3 separate regions of the Homo sapiens genome follow, and regions 1 and 2 are each linked to region 3. Evidence: chromatin loops called from intact Hi-C (ENCODE). Cell type or tissue: PC-9. All regions are shown on one strand. Each heading gives the region's core, and the rest is flanking DNA. Links, peaks and the distances in the headings are about the cores only.

Region 1 (5,844 bases), core at 722-4,721, 67 kb after region 3:
TTCAAGTGATTCTCCTGCCTCAGCCTCCCAAGTAGCTGGAATTATAGGCATGTGCCACCACGCCCAGCTAATTTTTGTATTTTTAGTAGAGACGTGTTTCGCCCTGTTGACCAGTCTGGTCTTGAACTCCTGACTTCAGGTGATCCGCCCGCCTCAGCCTCCCAAAGTGCTGGGATTACAGGCATGAGCCACCGCTCCTGGCCTCTTTTTATCCCAAATTCCATTAATTATTAATACTTCTGAATATGGGATACATTATTGTCATGTTAGTTTTATTCCACTGCAAAAATATCCATATTGAAAATGTATAGTATTCGACTCCCCAGGCAGCTACCTGTCCATGTGGTACCTTTGTAAAGTTAGAAAAGGCACCCCTTCCTCAAAGAGTTTGACTGCCGTCTTTCTGACAATGGTTATAATAAATACTGTACCATATTTCATTAGATGTAAGATGCTAGCATTGGTCAGACTTACTCTTATTTTATATACCACTAAGAAAAACAAATGCTGCCTACAAGATGAATTAGTTGTAAGATGCCCCCTCATTGCAGATAATTGATGAAATATAAATAAATGAAGCTACAATAGAGGATGTGAATTTTGTCTTGTTAAGACATACCCCTCTGCAGGTGTGTGCCCTGCTAACTTCTCAGATCTTGTCTTCAATACCGTGTGCCTTTCAGAATCCTGACATTCCTTCATTTACCAAACACCTGAGCACAGGCTGTAGGTGCCAGCATCCCAAATCCTACTAAAACTCATAAGTATAACAAAACCCAGTTCACAGAGTCAAGCCTATGTTCTGTAGCAGTCAATACCAGGAGTGAGAACATATTCTTTGACTTGGAAAGGGGCAGTCCTGGGTCTGGGTCTGCAACTCCTTAGTTGTGTAGCATTGGGCTGGTCATGCCACCTCCTGAGTTCAGCTTCTTTCCCCTGAGAAAGGAGATCATAACATACACAGCTCAGAGCTGATTGAGAACTTTCTGGGTTCATTAAGGAGCTATCTGTGCTTAGTAAATGCCTGTTCTATTTTACTTATTGAGAATTCTTTCTAAACCATCCAGAAGTGTGTTTTATTTGTTTGTCTCTAAGACAAGCGGAAGAAAAAAAAAACATATATAAAATGCGACATTTTGAGGGTGGAACTGTTTATGCTGGCTTTAAGCTACTACCTCAGCTCCAGACCTGCCCTTTCACACCCTGATGTCAGGGCTGGAGCTCTGCAAACCACACCTCTGCTTTGCCGGCTGCTTTCTGTTGGGCTCTGTCATTAGGGACACTAGAGGGAGACCTTGGGGGTAGAAGGGGAAAAGGATCTTGCTCTTTATGTCTTTCCTGCTGTTCCCCTATGCCATCCAGTAAATGGCCCTGCATGCTGGCAGCAGTCATTGATTCTAACTTCCAGCTTCTTCCTACTGTCTGAGGCCAGCTTCAGCACAAGCTCGAAAGACATCAGCATCTCCTGGGCATTTTCATCTTTTCAGAGTCTGGGTCTCAGCTCCCTGGGGACCTTCTTCCCAGCTCTCAGGCATCGCTAGCAACTGGGTGGTAGTCTTTCTTCTGAATGGTGGGTCTTTGCTTTGCACAGTCCTCCAAGCTTCTAGGTTCCAATATAACTACATGTGTGGTTTTTTCTTCAAAGTTAAATAAAATATTTCATTTAAAGAGGCCTCTGTGTGCAGCAAATGCCAGTTTCATTTCACTCATTCATGGCACTTTAAGGACAAGTTGCAAGTATTTTATTTGCTAGTGTTCCAGGCATATCAGAACATAAAACATTCTTATTTAATGTGGAATATTTGTAGGAAGATCTGAGTGATTTTTACAGTGGATTCATTGAAAGTGATATTTAAAAGGTTTTATAGAGGAAATACATTATTATGCCCATGCAGATACATCATAATCTAGATTGGAATGTAGCAGGAAACTGTTTGAAATATAAAATAATAGTCCATTAGCTCTGAGAAACGTAAAAATCACATAACTAAAAGAAATATATTGGCTTAAGTAAATACTGGTTCAAAGCAGACAAAAAAATGCCAAGAAAAATACTGCTAAGTAGATTCTTATCCCTTATTTGTGGTCTATAAAAGCAAATGGCAGCACTGCAGTTCAGGAAATATTGGTGACTAAAAAGCAAGTCTCAACGTAAAATCGTATGAAATAAGAACAAATGCCTTTACTTGAAAGCAAAGGAAATCAAGCAACAACAACAACAAAAACCTATAAATTTGACTGAATTCCCACACAGGCTGTGTTGCATATTGACAAGCCAATATTTTTGTATAAATCAGTACAAAACCTGTAAAAAAAAAAATTGAAGGTACCCCAAGGTCATTCTCATGTATGTAGTAAAAGCCAGTCAGTATTTGCTTGGCTATGAGCACATGAATAAGCAGCAAAGGGGAAAATAATTCTGATAGAAACCAGCCTAAACCATGCCTTCAAGAGCTTCCCAGAAATTCCATTCCTATTTGAGCCATGGTTTATGGCAGTGATCAATTTAAATCTAGTCAGAAAATAGTCCATAATTTACCCCCTGATTATCTAGGTGGCTAATACCTTATTTCTCAAGTAAAGAAAAGCAGCCAGATGCGGTGGCTCACGACTGTAATCCCAGCATTTTGGGAGGCTGAGGTGGGTGGATCACCTGAGGTCAGGAGTTTGAGACCAGCCTGGCCAACATGGCGAAACCCTGTCTCCACTAAAAATACAAAAAATTAGCTGGGCCTGGTGGTGGGCGCCTGTAATCCCAGCTACTTGGAAGGCTGAGACAGGAGAACCGCTTGAGCCCGTGAGACTGAGGTTGCAGTGAGCCAATATCATGCCATTGCACTGCAGCCTGGGTGACAGAGTGAAACTCCACCTCAAAAGAAAAAAACAAAAAAAGAAAAAGAAAAGCACGCAAGGATAGAAATCACCAATCTTTTCTGTGATGTTTGTGTTTCCGTTTTCTGCCACCAGGGGCTAATGATATTACCATGGTCTATAAATCCACTATTCCTCTTTCCTTCCCTGTTGGGCTTTCAATAGGCTTAGTTCACTAGACATGGGGCAAATATATTGCTTTTTGGTAAAGATGAGTTTTGCTTGCTGACAAATATGGTAGCTCCTTACAAAATGAACAGTGATCAGAGACATTGTAAGCTAGTAGAACAATACATTGCTGTAAGTTACCCCAAATTTATTTGATTCAGCCTGGGTTAAAATACAAGCTAATGTATTTTAGGACTCAACATTTTGTTTTACATTTGTTGGACAGAACATTTGAGAACAAATTTAAGAAGTTACTGACACAAGTGTTTTCAAGGATTTTCTTCACTGATATTTAGCCTTTGTTTACATAGGGAAGAGGGAAGATTACCAGATAGTTTACATTCTTATTATCATGACATATATGCCATACTTAATTGATCCATATCATGGCATTATAGCTTTTGAATTTTTCTCTGTTTAGATAGGAAAATAAGTTTTTCATTATATTGAAAGTTCATTTTAACTGCTTCAAGAACTATTGGCTTTATTACTGAGACTATGAATGTTTATTACAGGAAACTTAATTCGGAAAACTTTGTTCACTGTAATTGGAAACCGAGTTTGCCACCAAAGGCTGATTAAACCCAACAACTATTCCATTAAACTGCTGACTCTTCCTTTAGTTTACACAGCCAAGATAAAAGAGATTGAACAGAATCTTTTCCTTGACCTCGAGAAATGAATGACTTTCACAGGTGAAAAGGATGGACCATGTCTGACAATTTAAACAGTCAATTCACCTTCTCCATGAGCCTCAGTGAATTAACAATATTTTCAACCCCTTTATGACTCTTCAAGAAGAAATAGGGCGGTTAACCTGCATTTTACATAGGCTTTCTGCTGTTTATCTTTTCAGCCCTTTATATATGGCCTTCTATTGTTTCTCTTTTCTGCCCCTGAGAAGCTTCCTCTGATACCTCTCACTGGAAGATTTGATTGTATTGGAAGAGGGAAGGAATCTCACAGGAGATCAGTATGGTTTTACCTTGTATCTGTTCTATCCATGCCTCATTTCCCTTTCTGTATTCTGTTGTGGGCAGAATCCAGGGACAAGTTGTCTTGGCATTGTCATCTTGCACAGAGCAGCACCCTGAACATAGTAAGTAGTTGGAAATAGTAACTTGAGTGCATGGCTATCCTACTACAAATTATTTCTTAATGCCCATCTTTCACGGGTATCATGGAAAATCAGGATTACGCATCACCTATAATGGAACTCATCACATTCCCCGTGCTCATTTTCCAGGTCTCCTGAATCAATGGATGGCTCTGCCTTGTATTCAGTGCTAAAAAATGGAATTCTCCAGTGAGAGCTCTCTCATCTGATGACCAAGTCCAGCCATGGTCTGCTGCCTCTACCCCATAAATGTCCTTCAATTCCAGCCTTTTGCACAATTTCCAGTTCAAACTAACCAGTGTATCTCAATTCATCTGTTGTTCCCTACTGGGTTTCTCTTACAGCAACCAAATCTGATTATAGTATTTCCTTACTTAATGTCTTTCTGTGGCTCACAACTTACTTTTCTAAAACGATCTTGATTCTTCCAATAGCTGAAAAGATTTAATATGTCCCAGCCTCTGCTGACCTCTCTGGCCTCATCTCACCTTACCCTCATTCTTGAGAATCTTTGTTTTATTTTGTTTTTGCAGAGCGGCCATTGTGATTTATTTGTCAGTTCATGAAAAGCACTGGACTTCTCATCCGGGGCATGTGTCATTCCTTCTTTCTGATTCCCTTTTTATAGAATGTTCTGATTAGTCACTCATCCAGTTGATTTCACTTATTTAAAAAAATTTCAGACAAATGTCACTTCCTGAGTGGATTTTCCTGATTACACAAATTTGTTTTGACTCTCCTGTCATATGTTCATTCCCCTAGGTTTGATCTTGTATATATACTAAATCTGTGATTAAATAACTAATTTTTATTTAGTTGCCTATTATGTATTTTCATGGCTAGAATGTTATTCTTTGTCCTAGATCCTAAGAGTAGGATACATATCCTACTAGGTAGATAGACAGGTAGATAGATAGATAGATAGATAGATAGATAGATAGATAGATAGATATGTATGATACTATATATATATATATATATATATAATCCTTTATATATAGTAGGACACACGCACACACACATAAAAGAACAGCACACACATAAATATAAGAACAAATTATTTTTAATCCAGGTTCTTAATACCATAGATCATGATTTTTTATAATGCATATTCATTTTCTGCCACTCTCTGACCCCTAACACGTGTGGGAGATTGTTCTTGGCCATGGGTTTTGGGTGGTAAGGAGATAAATGTTGTCCTTAGCCTCAAGGGGCTCATAATTGTTCAACTAAATTTGCTTAAAATGAACCTTGTCTGTCAATATGTATAGATGAAGTATACCTAAAGCATGTTGTGGCTCATTAGGAATGGTCTTAGGAAGTGTTGGGTTGAGAGGCTGAAATAGTAGGTCATCTAAAGTGCATTAAGAAGGGAGCCCACTGGATCCCAGTCTCTGCCACCCCAACAAGAGACTGATCAGCCTGCATGTTATTGAAGGCAGAACCATTACAGAACCTCGAGGGGCAAGGTGCTGAGGTGGAATAGGGGACAGAGGAACTGGGTCTCCTCTTTCATTCTGCACACAGCATCTGTGGGCATGTGGGTGAATTAGGTCACACCCCTGGCCATTATAAGGTGTTTGGGATAAAAATGCAGTGGCATTTGTGAAGTGTCTAGCACATTGCCTTTGATCTTAGTCAACAAATGAACGCTTGTTTCTTTCCCTGCCCTTTTTCCTCATCATCAG
Region 2 (5,844 bases), core at 722-4,721, 700 kb after region 3:
TTGGTCATATAGGATGCATTATATGATATATATGGTATATGATATAACTGCTCTGTGAGTTGGTGCTATAATTAGGCCCATTTCACAGATGAGGTAACTGAGGCAATAAGAAATAAAATCATTTCCCATGAGTAGCATGCGTTTAAGGTGGCAGAGCTGAGATTTGAACAAGGCAGGCTGGCTGCAGGCTTTCATAATACATGTGAACTCAGTAAGTCACAGTAACCTAACCTAGCTAAAAGCAAGGTGAGTCAGAAAAGATTTCACAAGTAGCCAGGCGCGGTGGCTCATGCCTGTAATCCCAGCACTTTGGGAGGCTGAGGCGGGTGGATCACGAGGTCAGGAGTTCAAGACCAGCCTCGCCAAAATGGTGAAACCCCCATCTCTACTAAAAATACAAAAATTAGCTGAGCATGGTGGCACATGCCTGTAATCCCAGCTACTTGGGAGGCTGAGGCAGAGAATTGCTTAAATCCGGGAGGCAGAGGTTGCAGTAAGCTGAGATCACACCACTGCACTCCAGCCTAGGTGACAGAACAAGATTCCATCAAAAAAAAAGAAAAGAAAAAAGAAAAGACTTCAGAAGCAATGACTAACAAGGAATTTGAAGGATGACTGCATAAAACAGGCACATGTTAAGGGAAGCTTAGGAACTGTTTCAGTCACAGCAAATTGCAGATGTGAGGACCCTGAGGTGGATCTGAAATCTATGGGGCTGGGTCCCAGAGTGTGGGAAGAGGCATGTGAAATCTTCTCTTCTAAACCCACCCCCCAGCTGTCTGACCTATGTCAGTTAGTGACATCTCCATCCTTCTACCTGCTCAAGAAAAATATTTTGGTGTCTTCCTTGACATCTTTTTTTTGCCACCCATAATCAGTCCTTTATCTTCAATATTACAAGCAACTGAGACTTCTCACTCCAGTGCCTCTACCTGTCCAGCATACCTTCTCTTCTTGCTTGCAATTACCTAAATTACCTCCCTTTTCCCTTGCCCCCTCTCAGCCAGTGTGCTCCCCTGAAATAGCAAGTAAGAACAGGCCCTCCTGTGTGCAAACCCTCATAAGCTTCCAAGTCTGCTCAGCCAGTGTGCTCTCCTGAAATAGCAAGTGAGAACAGACCACCCTCTGTGCAACCCCTCATAAGCTCCCAAGTCTGCACAGTGACCCACAAGGCCCCACTTGGCCTGGCCCTCCATTATCCCACACTCAGACCCCATCTCTTATTAGAGTGACCTCACTGTGTTGGCCTCCACATGGTCCTGAAGCAGCCAGGCTGGCCCTCACCCTAAGCCCTTCCCTCTGCCTGGATGCTCTTCCTATATCACCCCAGCAATTGCAAATCACCCCTCAGTTCAGCATGTGGTGAGTGTGTGCAGAGCTGTTCTGGATAACCAGGTCAGGAGGGATGCACATGGTTGGGGACTAAAGTCCCTTGACTTGTGCTTCCTTAGCAGGACTCTAATCCCACCTCCTCACCAGCTCCCAGGCTGGCTCTTCTGTCCATGCCTCTTTACCTCTGGCCCTCAGCATCAGGCACCTGGATGCCAGTACTTCCTTCCCATCTGGTGTCCTAGCAGCCACCCTCCTTTCCTCCACAGTCAGGGAGAATTGTGTACACTGCCATGCTTTAACACTTTCACTGGCTCCACTTCTTACTGCGTCCCACAGGTTCTGCCTTATCTAGCCCCTGCCTGCATGCACTGCCTAATGTCTTGCTCTTTCTGTTCTTCAATCCAAAGCTCCACCAAACTCAGCTTGTGTCCCCAAGGCATAGGAGCCTTGTTACATGCTGGCCCCTCAGTTCGCAAAACATTTTCCAGCATATCCGCTGGGCTGTCTCTGGCTTCTCCTTCGAAAGTCAGCTTGATTGCCACTCCCTCTAGGAAAGCTCATGATATTTTCCCACTCCCCCAGCTCCTCTGCTGATGAGACTTGCATCATTCAGAGTCCCCACTTCTATATTAACTCTTGCTGTCTGTACTCAGACCAAAATCTGGACATGTTCAATGGAGCATGAGTTCCTTCAAGATGCCATCTTTATTTCTGAATCCCCCATGCCCTGTGTGATGACATTCAGAGATGAAGGAGGAACCCAGTCATTGCTTGTTGTGTGAATGGATGGATGAGTAGGTGTGTCTGTCTCACTCACTAGTCTATGATGCCCATGGGGTTAGGATCAGTTGACCACGTGTTACATAAATGAACTAAAGATGGCCCTTTTATTTTTGGCCTCTGGATTGTATACTTCTTCACAGTAGGCTGGGACCATTAGCTCAAAAGCCCACTGGCACTCAACTCAAATTTTTACACATCTAATTGTTCTAATCATAGCCCAAATAAGCAGACTTTTATCCACTTAGAGCCTGCCTGCTTTGGATATCTACCAAAAGTGTGCCCCCTATCTGCTAGCCATTGATAAAATAAACTCTTTTGCTGTAAAAGACCCCAAGCATCTTCTGCTCTTCAAAGCTCTCTAACCCAAACTTCCCACTGTGCTGCTGAGAAACATCACCTGGAAACATAAGCCCCATCTTCCCTAGAATTTCCCTTGACCTCTTCATCTTCTAGGTAGGGCTCCTGAACCATGGCCTCTGGATGGTCTCGTGCCATGAGGGACTTGCCCTGCTGGCAAATCTGTCAAAGCGAAGCCTGAACAAATTCATTGTGCGCTACTGCCACCTTGTGGCCATATGGTTTTCCTTGATCAACTCTGAAATCCCTGGAACTCACTACACCTTATTAGAGTGAATCTCATGTACCCCATAAATAAATATGCCCACTATGTACCCACGAAAATTAAACATTAAAATTAAAAAGGAAATATGTAATGTTCAGCAATGAAAACCTGTTACCATCATTGCGCATGAACCAACGGACATCTTTTCCTTATCCCATTGTATACAGCGGACACTCAATCAATGCTGTGGAATGAATGGATAGATGGATTTGTCTCTCTTTATTACTTTATGTTCTCTATTAAGCCAGGATCTGTTGTCCTCATTAAGGTGCTCCCAATGAAAATCTTCTGTCCTCTTCACCCTGGAACCCCAGGCCAATTTCTCACTGGGCAATGGTTTATTATGAATCCTTAATTGGTGCTTTCTTCATTGAACAATATGAAGAGAAAACCACCTGCATTCAAGTGATCTCTGGATTTTTATCAGGGGTAAAGATCCTGATAAACAGAGATAGAACACCATTACCTGAATCAGACCAATTCAAAACCTTAAACACAGATTAGGACACAGAGATAGAACATGATTACCTGAATCAAACCAGCTCAAAATCCTAAACACAGGTTCTTAGACCCCTGTATCTCTGGCTGTACTAGAGCCTCATGGCAGTGACAGGAAGCCAGAGCCTCCCAGGTCACAGAGTTAAGTCCCTTGCTTGATAAAGGATTTAACTGAAGCTCAGAGGGCTTATGTGATGCAATCTGAGGTCAAGAGTGGGCTAATCAGAAAGCTGGGGTTAGAACCCCACTCTGAGCTGCTTTCTCAGACATAATCTCATATTTCTACCATTTTTTATGTTTTTCAAACATATTTTGATGCTTGTGTATCATTTATTCAGACAACATTTAGGAAGTATAAAGTTTGTACTGTGCACAAGCATGCACCGTTAATAAAGCTAAATTTCCTACTGTCGTCTTCAAGTATCCAGCTGCCATTTGAGCATTACTTCAAGCATTTGTTTACATCAACTTGTTTATTATTTTCGGATTTGATACATACAAAATAAAGCATACCAGATGTCACAAGAAAGCTTCTTCAAAATCAATATGAGATTTATTTAGATTTCTTGTTTTTCCTGCTTTCCCTGTGAGCCAAATGACTGCCAATCATTCCCAAATTTCTATTATCAAAAATGGAAGCTTGCTTTCTAGAATTTGGAAAAATAAAGTAATATTTGCTTTATGCCCCTGACATGAATCACCCCTCTAATTAGAGGAGAGTTGGAATGACTGCACACAATAGCATATGCAGTGATGTGTAGGTACAGTGACCTATTAATGCTTGTGACAATGTTCCCAGGCTGGGCTGTTTCCTATTGTATAGGGAGGCACTTTGTAACTTTGCATTTGCTCAATGGGGCTTTGTAAGCTGAAATTGGGTTAGGTATTATCTACAGCCACAAATGAACAGAGGTATCAGTGAGTGTCTGAAGGCCCTGGACAGAGAGTAAAAATGAAGTTTTTCTGTGCTGTAGAGCCTGATGGTGTGACCAGCCTCCAAGATAAATACCAGTAGAACAGCTGCCAGCCACAGTCACAGGCTCGAATCAATGAAGACAGAAAAAATCATTTCAGATGCCACATCCCTGCTTTGCCCTGTTCCCAACTGTGGACCTGCATAAACTACAATACAAGAAAGATTCATTAAAAATAGAAAAGTCTCCATGTGATTCTAACTGGAGTCACTCACAAAACTTCATGCTCTATTCTCTCAAGAACATGCTTTGATCTAGGGGATCTGTGCCCTTGAAGAAGCCTTTTTGGCTAATGCTGCTTTTGGCTCTGATCCACGGAGTTAATGAGGGTGAAGTCCATTTTCCTCTCTATGGACATTTCAACATCATGGCCAGAGGAGGTAATTACTTCTCCCTTCAAATTGAATTAAGAATTTTAAGAAGATGTCACTTTTGTCTTTGCATGAGAAAAATCAGCTTCCTCATTATCTTCCAACCCTGGGACACTTTCCAGTGGTGTCCGTGTTGGATTTCTTTATTTAAAGCCCCCCTACTGGACTAACACAAGAGAACCATCTGGCTGGATAGATTCCGAGAGGGGCTTTGGCAGGAAACAAGGACTTAAGATCTCTACAACATAGAGATCTTACACAATCTCCCATGATAGAGAAATACACTCAGAGGTATACATAGTAACACAAGAGTCACACAATAGCCAGGTATCTTGTTTTGCAGCTTTCAGAATTCAATTTAATGGGATAAGTCATTTAGGGTATGGGAAGAGAGGAGAATGAACTCACAGCAGCTTTTCTTCCTTTCACCTTATAATTTAAGTGTAAAGCTTACCTCAAGGTCTATTAAAAGAAATTTCTGTATCAGCTATTTTATTTCTATCCACAGAACAGCCCTCACATCATTAAAGGTCTTAAGTGTAACAGGTTGCCAATCACTGGGTGCTGGGAGGAGGACAGAAATAAATTAACAAACAGAATTTTCGGGAAGACATGGTCTTCTGTGGACCCCAGATAGTTAGCTGCTTAGAGCACCCAGGCATTTCAGGGAGAAACTAAATGGGTAGCTGAGCTTCAGAGGTCCCCAGGAAACTCAGATGTCCCCCAGAACTGTGCACTGACTGGAAGCCTTAATGTGCCTTCTGGCGACATAGTGCTTGTCACTGTACACCAGGGATGTACCTGTGAAAATCCATTCAGGGCCATATGGCACCATGAGTAAGTGGCCTTTTACTGGCATGGGAGACAGATCTGCCAATGATCCAAATTTTCTAAGCTTCACTTCCTACTCCCAAGTCTCGTGTGAGTGACATTCAAAAATTCAGGGAATCATGGACCCCAATCCCAGCATGCTAGTATTGAAAGGGAAATGGGAGTTTGATTAGGCCAAGTGAGTCCACTGTGATGTATAGAGACACAAATGCGTTGGTATCCAGTGTGCACATGTGTGTTCCCCAGTAATTGTTCCTGAAAAAGGCCCATAATATTATGGGGTACCATCACCATGACACTATGTTGAACAACAAAGTACAATGTAGGGAACGATACTTCAACCTAAATCAAGCTCCACTGGGACTGGATTTGGAAATTTATGATGCCAACTGAACCACATGGTAAAAAGAGACAAAGTCATTAAATGGAAACT
Region 3 (5,844 bases), core at 878-4,877:
ATCCTATATATCTACAAGCAATTACATGGTTATGCACCCTTTTTTGCACCATTTTTACATAAGTAATACATACTATACATGCCATTCTAAATTTAGATTATTTGGTTTTGGACTTGAAGGGAAAGAAGAGCTCTGGAAGTTTTGACACTGGGATTTAAATGCTCAAGTCCAGAAGAGGGATGGTTGGCTTTTGCTAGCAAACCATTGGCCAGACATAGTCACAAGGTCATCTTTGGAATTAATGAGGCCAGCAAGTGAAAGTCTATCATGTCTACTGCTAGAAGAGGCAACTGGGGAGTAGGGAGGTCACAGAGGTATGAAGTGGAGGCATCAGGTTTCACCAGCTGCTCAGTGAGACACTGGATCCCAGGTGGGGCAGAGTCTACGTAGAACCCAGTCATTTATTCACTGACTTTCCATTCATTCATTCGGTGTCCCCAGCCTCGTGCATGACATAGTTGCACATCCAGTGGGAACATAAAAAAAGCAGAGTTATATAAGGACCCTCAAATTACTTTCAAAAACAGATCATTAGAATGTGAAACATTCCCCCCTCTTGTCTTTACAAGTTTGCACCACATGAGCCTTTTTAACTGAAGAATTTTAACTTTCTAGAAGACAGATTGGCCTATCCAAGAGAGAGCAATCACTACTGAGGTCATGGCCATATATTCATGCATTGGGGTTGCTGGTTGGCTGGGCTCTCAGGGGTGGTCAAGAGGTTCCCTTTATTCTGAACCCCCTGTAGGGCGTGCTAGTCTTCAATGGAGAAGTTGCAGCTGGGATCAGAGACCCTCCTGGCAATTGCATGATTCACATCTCAGCAATAACATCTTGATGCATAAAGAAGAACACTGTACTTACAATCCCCGGAGGCAGAGGAGTAGACACACAATTACATGGCAGGGGCTTAGTTCATGATTAGGATGGCAAAGATCAGGCCCGGGATGGGCTGGCTGTATAACGCTAAATCAAAGAGGGCTCAGATTTATGAAACCAATAAATAAATGAGGCCCCAGACATCTGTCTGGAGTTGCTTGGGGAAATTCATTGATTTCAGAAAAAGGTATATATTAATAGTTTAAAAACATAAGAATAAAAATCACAGAGTTCATATCTTCAGCCTGAATATTTCTTCCTACTTCAAGATTCCTCCATCCAACTACCAATACCTGTCTCCAGTTAGATATCTACTATGCATCTTTAAATTAATATGTCTGAAACTAAACTCCTGTGTGCCACCACCACAATCTGCATGAACGAACAGATGAATGAATGAATGAATGAATGAATGAATGAATGAATGACTTACCATGACCATCAGAATCAAGGCACCTTGGTATAATATCTCTTTCCTTCCTTACAGCTGAAAATTTAGCTCTTGTCTTTGAAGATTCACTTCTGCCTCTCTCTAGCCCTGAATTGGTCTCTCTAGCAACATGTGTCTCCCCTCTGAATTCCTGTATGGATTTCAGACTAATGGCAGCCAAACCAGTGCCTGCACCCTTCCAGATTGTTTCTTCTAATTTAGTCCTCTGCTGGTGGTCTCCATGCACTCTCCTTTGCATATTCATCTGCAGGTCATCTTCACACATTCTTATCAGCCTAGGAGTCTTCTGTGCAGTGGTCTCTTCCTGCCACATCTCCCCTCTCCCCAGGAGATTAGAATGGCAAAGCCACACTCTATGGGATCTCAAGAACCCAAGTGTGAGATTTGCTTTCAGTATTTAGCAGAATTGGTGTTTCTGGGGCGGCAATCTCCTCCTGGAGATGTGTTAATCATTTACAGAATAGCCTGGACTAGTGTATGGGCCCTGCCCTTAGAGCCAATGCCACATTTATTTTTATTTTGCGAGATCTGCACTGACATGAAAACCGAAAATTCTATTGACGTTTCCTGTTCAACCTAAAAGCTAAATCCAGTTCATCACTGAAATCCCACAATGCCCTGAGACAAATAGTGCTTTAAAATATGTGGTGATTTTTAGGTCAGGTGCGGTGTAATCCCACACCTGTAATCCCAGCACTTTGGGAGGCCGAGGCGGGTGGATCACGAGGTCAGGAGGTTGAGATCAGCCTGATCAATATGGTGAAACCCCATCTCTACTAAAAATACAAACATTAGCCAGCGCCTGTAATCCCAGCTACTCAGGAGGCTGAGGCAGAAGAATGGCACGAACCCGGGAGGCGGAGGCTGCAATGAGCCAAGGTCGCGCCATTGCATTCCAACCTGGGCAACAGAACGAGACTCCGTCTCTAAGAAAAAAAAAAAAAAAAAGTGGTGATTTTTTTAAAAAGGAGTGGTTCATTCAGTTAAATGGGAAGAGTTGTAATGAGGGACTAAGTGGCTAAGTTGGCTGGACTTCCTGGGTCAATAGGGACTTCCCTAAGGGGACTTTCCCCTAAGCCAAAATGAGTCATAGCTGAAAGCTAAGGGATGGAAACTTCAACCAATCAAAGGGGACTTTCCCCTAAGACAAACTGACTCATAGCTGCAAGCTAAGTGGTTGAAACTTGAACCAGTCATATAGGGAGTTTAAGCTCTAGCTTCAGCCTGATGTTTTTAACCAACTAGGCCCGCCAACCCACAAGCAGATAGAAAATAAGCTGATTCTATAGGACAGAAAAAGGAAGAGGGCAGGGGTCATAAGGGGATGTAAGCATAAGATACCCAAGCCAGAAACAGCAACCCTTCCAGGTCCCCTTCCCCCACGTGGAAGCTTTCCTTTCACTTTCGCTTTAATAAATCTTGCCGCAGCACACTCTCTAATCGAGCTGTAACACTCGCCACTGCCGTCCACGGCTTCATTCCTTGAAGCCGTGAGACCACGAACCCTTCGATTGAGAAGAACCTTCGGTCGGAAGAAGACTTCTCGTCTCAGTAACAATAACAAGAAAAACAGCCTAGACTAGACGCACATCAGGAAGACAGGTAGTAACAAAATATTTTGTTGTTTGTACTTTTAGTGTTGTCTCTAAGACAGCTTTGCCTAACCCAGGCAACAAAAATTTAATCCTATACTTTCATCTAAGAGTATTACAATTTTAACTCTTTAATTGAGGTCTGTGGATCATTTGGAGTTAATTTTTGTGTGTGGTGTAAGGAAGGGATCCAAAACATACTTGTCAGCAGCAGTTGTGGAAAAGACTATTTTTCCTATTTTTTTCCTCATTCAACTGTCTGGAATTTTTGTTGAATATCAATTGACTATAAATGTAACGGTACGTTTTACGGCTCTCAAGTCTATTCCACTGGTCTGTGTGTCATTTTTTTATACCAATACCACACTCTTTAATTATTGTGCCCGGGTAATGTCTGACATTGGAAAGTGTGAGTCCTCTAAATGTGTTATTTTTCTCAACTGTTTTGGATGTTCTAAGTCCCCTGTGTTTCAATATGAATTTTATGATAGGCTTCTCAATTTATACAACAAATCCAGCCAGAATTTTGATAGGGACCACATTGAATCTATAGATCAATTTGAGGAGTACTGCCATCTGAACAATATTGTCTTCCAATCCACAAACATGAATTTTTTTCCATTTATTTAAATCTTCTTTAATTCTTTTCAACAATGTTTTCTAGTGCTACATGCATAGGTTTTGCACTTCCTTTTAAGAATTTATTCCTAAATATCATATTATTTCTGAGTGCTATTATAAATATAATTACATATTTTCTTAAAATCATTTTTGGATTGCTTACTTTTAGCATATAGAATTTCAATTTATTTTTGTATATTGATCTTGTATCTTGAAACTTTGTCCAACTAATTATTAGTTTTAATAGGTTTTAAGTGGATTTCTTAAGATGTTCCATACACAAGGTCATATCATGTTTGAATATAAATAGACTTACTTCTTTATTTCCAAACTGGATGCTATTTATTTATTTTTCTGGCCTAATTATCTTGGATAATTTCAGGAAAATTTTGAATAGAAGTTATAAGAGTAGACATTCATGTCTTATTCCTGATCTTAAGAGAAAATAACTCAGTCTTTTACTATTAACTATAATGACAGCTGTGGAGTTTTTTGTAGATGTCCTTTACCTTCTATTTCCAATTTATTGAGTGGTTTTTTAAAAATGTATATGAAAAGGTGTTGGATTTTGTTAAATGCTTTTTCTGGGTATACTGAGATGGTTATGTGGTTTTTGTTATTTATTCTAATAATGTGGTATTTAGATGGGGGTCTTTAACTGCTGGCTGAAGACTCTCCAAAGCTTGTTTTCCTTCTTCCAGAGTGATCTATAGTATTCAATACAGTGGTTTTCATTTGTCCTGTGCATCTGATCATAATGAACAGAACCTCTCTACTGATCACTGAAGAACCTATAGCATGAGTGAGAAATAAACCTTATTGTTTCAAACCACTGAGGTTCTGAGGTTGTTTGTTAGGTAGGTGCCTTTAAAATATGTCCACAAATTTTTCTTTAACAAACCCTCCCTTATCATGTTAAGTCTATTTCCCCTCTCAGTGAGTGAGAGTCCAAATGAGTTACTCACAGAAGTAATTTACAAACAGAAGTAATAATATATGGTGATATGGTTTGGCTGTGTTCCCACCCAAATCTCATCTTGAATTCCCATGTGTTGTGGGAGAGATGCAGTGGGAGATAATTGAATCATGGGGGGAAATTTTTCCCATGCTGTTCTCCTGATAGTGAGTAAGTGTCATGAGATCTGACCGTTTTATAAAGAGGAGTTTCCCTGAAGAAGCTCTCTTTCTCTTTGCCTGCTGCCATGCACGTAAGACGTGACTTGCTCCTCCTTGCCTTCTGCCATGATTGTGAGGCTTCCCCAGCCATGTGGAAATGTAAGTCCAATTAAACTTCTCTCTTTTGTAAATTAGCTGGTCTCAGGTATGTCTTTATTAGCAGTATGAAAACAAACTACTACATATGGCTTTTGGGCTAAGTCATGAAAATAAAAGGCATTGTTCTCTCTCATCACTTACTCTAGGAAAATCTGGCCGTATTTCAGCAAGACACTCAAACCCATGTAGCCAAAACAAAACAAACAACAACAACAACAACAACAAATGCATACTCCTATCAAAAGCCAGTGAAGAACTGAACCCTCCTGCCAAATGCCATGTGCAAAATCAGCTAGGAAGTGAACTCATCATTGATACTATTGAATAAGCATCCCAGACTTAGTAAGGTTGTTTTTGTCCTGGTAGAGATACAAATTACTTCTATTTGATGGAACAGATAACACCCCCCAAAATATGTCATATTGAATATAAGCCAGTTTTTGTATATAACTCATACATCATATATTAATGTTGCTTTTATATATTAGGCTTTAAAAATGTTCTTTAAGCCAGTCCTACCATGTTACTGGTTCTCTAAGTAGTAATTAAAAGAAAATTTATACAGGTTTAATTTTATGTATTTTTAGAGTCATAATTTTATGATTTAGAAAATTATACTTCATGAGCTACTTGCATAAATTAAACAAAATTAATCCCTATCACTTATTTAAATATAAGACTAGGAGCTATTTCCCCTGTCAAGATTGTGTTTTTAAAGTAGTACTGTTTTGAGTAATTTACTTGATGCCAACCCTGTCCCTTGACAGTGTTATTCACTTCAACACAGCTGCAACTCTCTAAAAGAGACATCAGTATTGCCCAAGTTCCTATGATAAACTGGGCTCTGAAATGTTCAGTAACTCGCCCAAGTTCTCACACTTCGTTAAGTAGCAGAACCAGGATTAACCACTAGCTATAACACCAAAGTCCATGTACTTTTCATTAAGCCATGATGCCTCTGAAAATTAGCCAGATCTGAGTTTTTGCTTTCATGGAAGAATAGAGAATCAGCCTGGCGTGGTGGCT

The links. A loop is a pair of places that touch in the nucleus more often than their neighbours do. Peaks named below come from ENCODE experiments on the same cell type or tissue, not always from the same donor. Only the 100,000 strongest peaks of a DNase experiment are listed, where the experiment ranks them.
Region 1: a loop joins it to region 3, with 2.2 times the contacts of the local background. A loop is called at or near these places in 2 of 110 quality-filtered maps.
Region 2: it touches region 3 in a loop (5-fold over the local background); 2 of 110 quality-filtered maps call a loop at or near these places.

The regions. Positions count from the first base shown.
Region 1 is chr12:126,701,940-126,707,783 of GRCh38, reverse strand. The region is part of intron 3 of LINC02824 (long intergenic non-protein coding RNA 2824); the gene reads right to left. Among named protein-coding and RNA genes, the nearest start is that of LINC02824, 14 kb to the right of the region's middle. In PC-9, for the core only: a CTCF peak has its summit at 2,987 (motif pointing right); no DNase peak of the experiment used is centred there; H3K27me3 peaks cover 306 bases.
Region 2 is chr12:126,066,558-126,072,401 of GRCh38, reverse strand. No RefSeq gene overlaps it. Among named protein-coding and RNA genes, the nearest start is that of LINC02359, 26 kb to the left of the region's middle. In PC-9, for the core only: CTCF peaks have their summits at 2,501 and 2,708 (motif pointing left); no DNase peak of the experiment used is centred there.
Region 3 is chr12:126,769,167-126,775,010 of GRCh38, reverse strand. LINC00944 (long intergenic non-protein coding RNA 944) reads left to right here and starts at 2,749. Exons shown (of 5, transcript NR_033878.1): 1 at 2,749-2,932. RefSeq lists enhancers at 2,421-2,500, 1,976-3,175. In PC-9, for the core only: no CTCF peak of the experiment used is centred there; a DNase peak (open chromatin) is centred at 2,490; H3K4me3 peaks cover 1,713 bases; H3K27ac peaks cover 1,957 bases.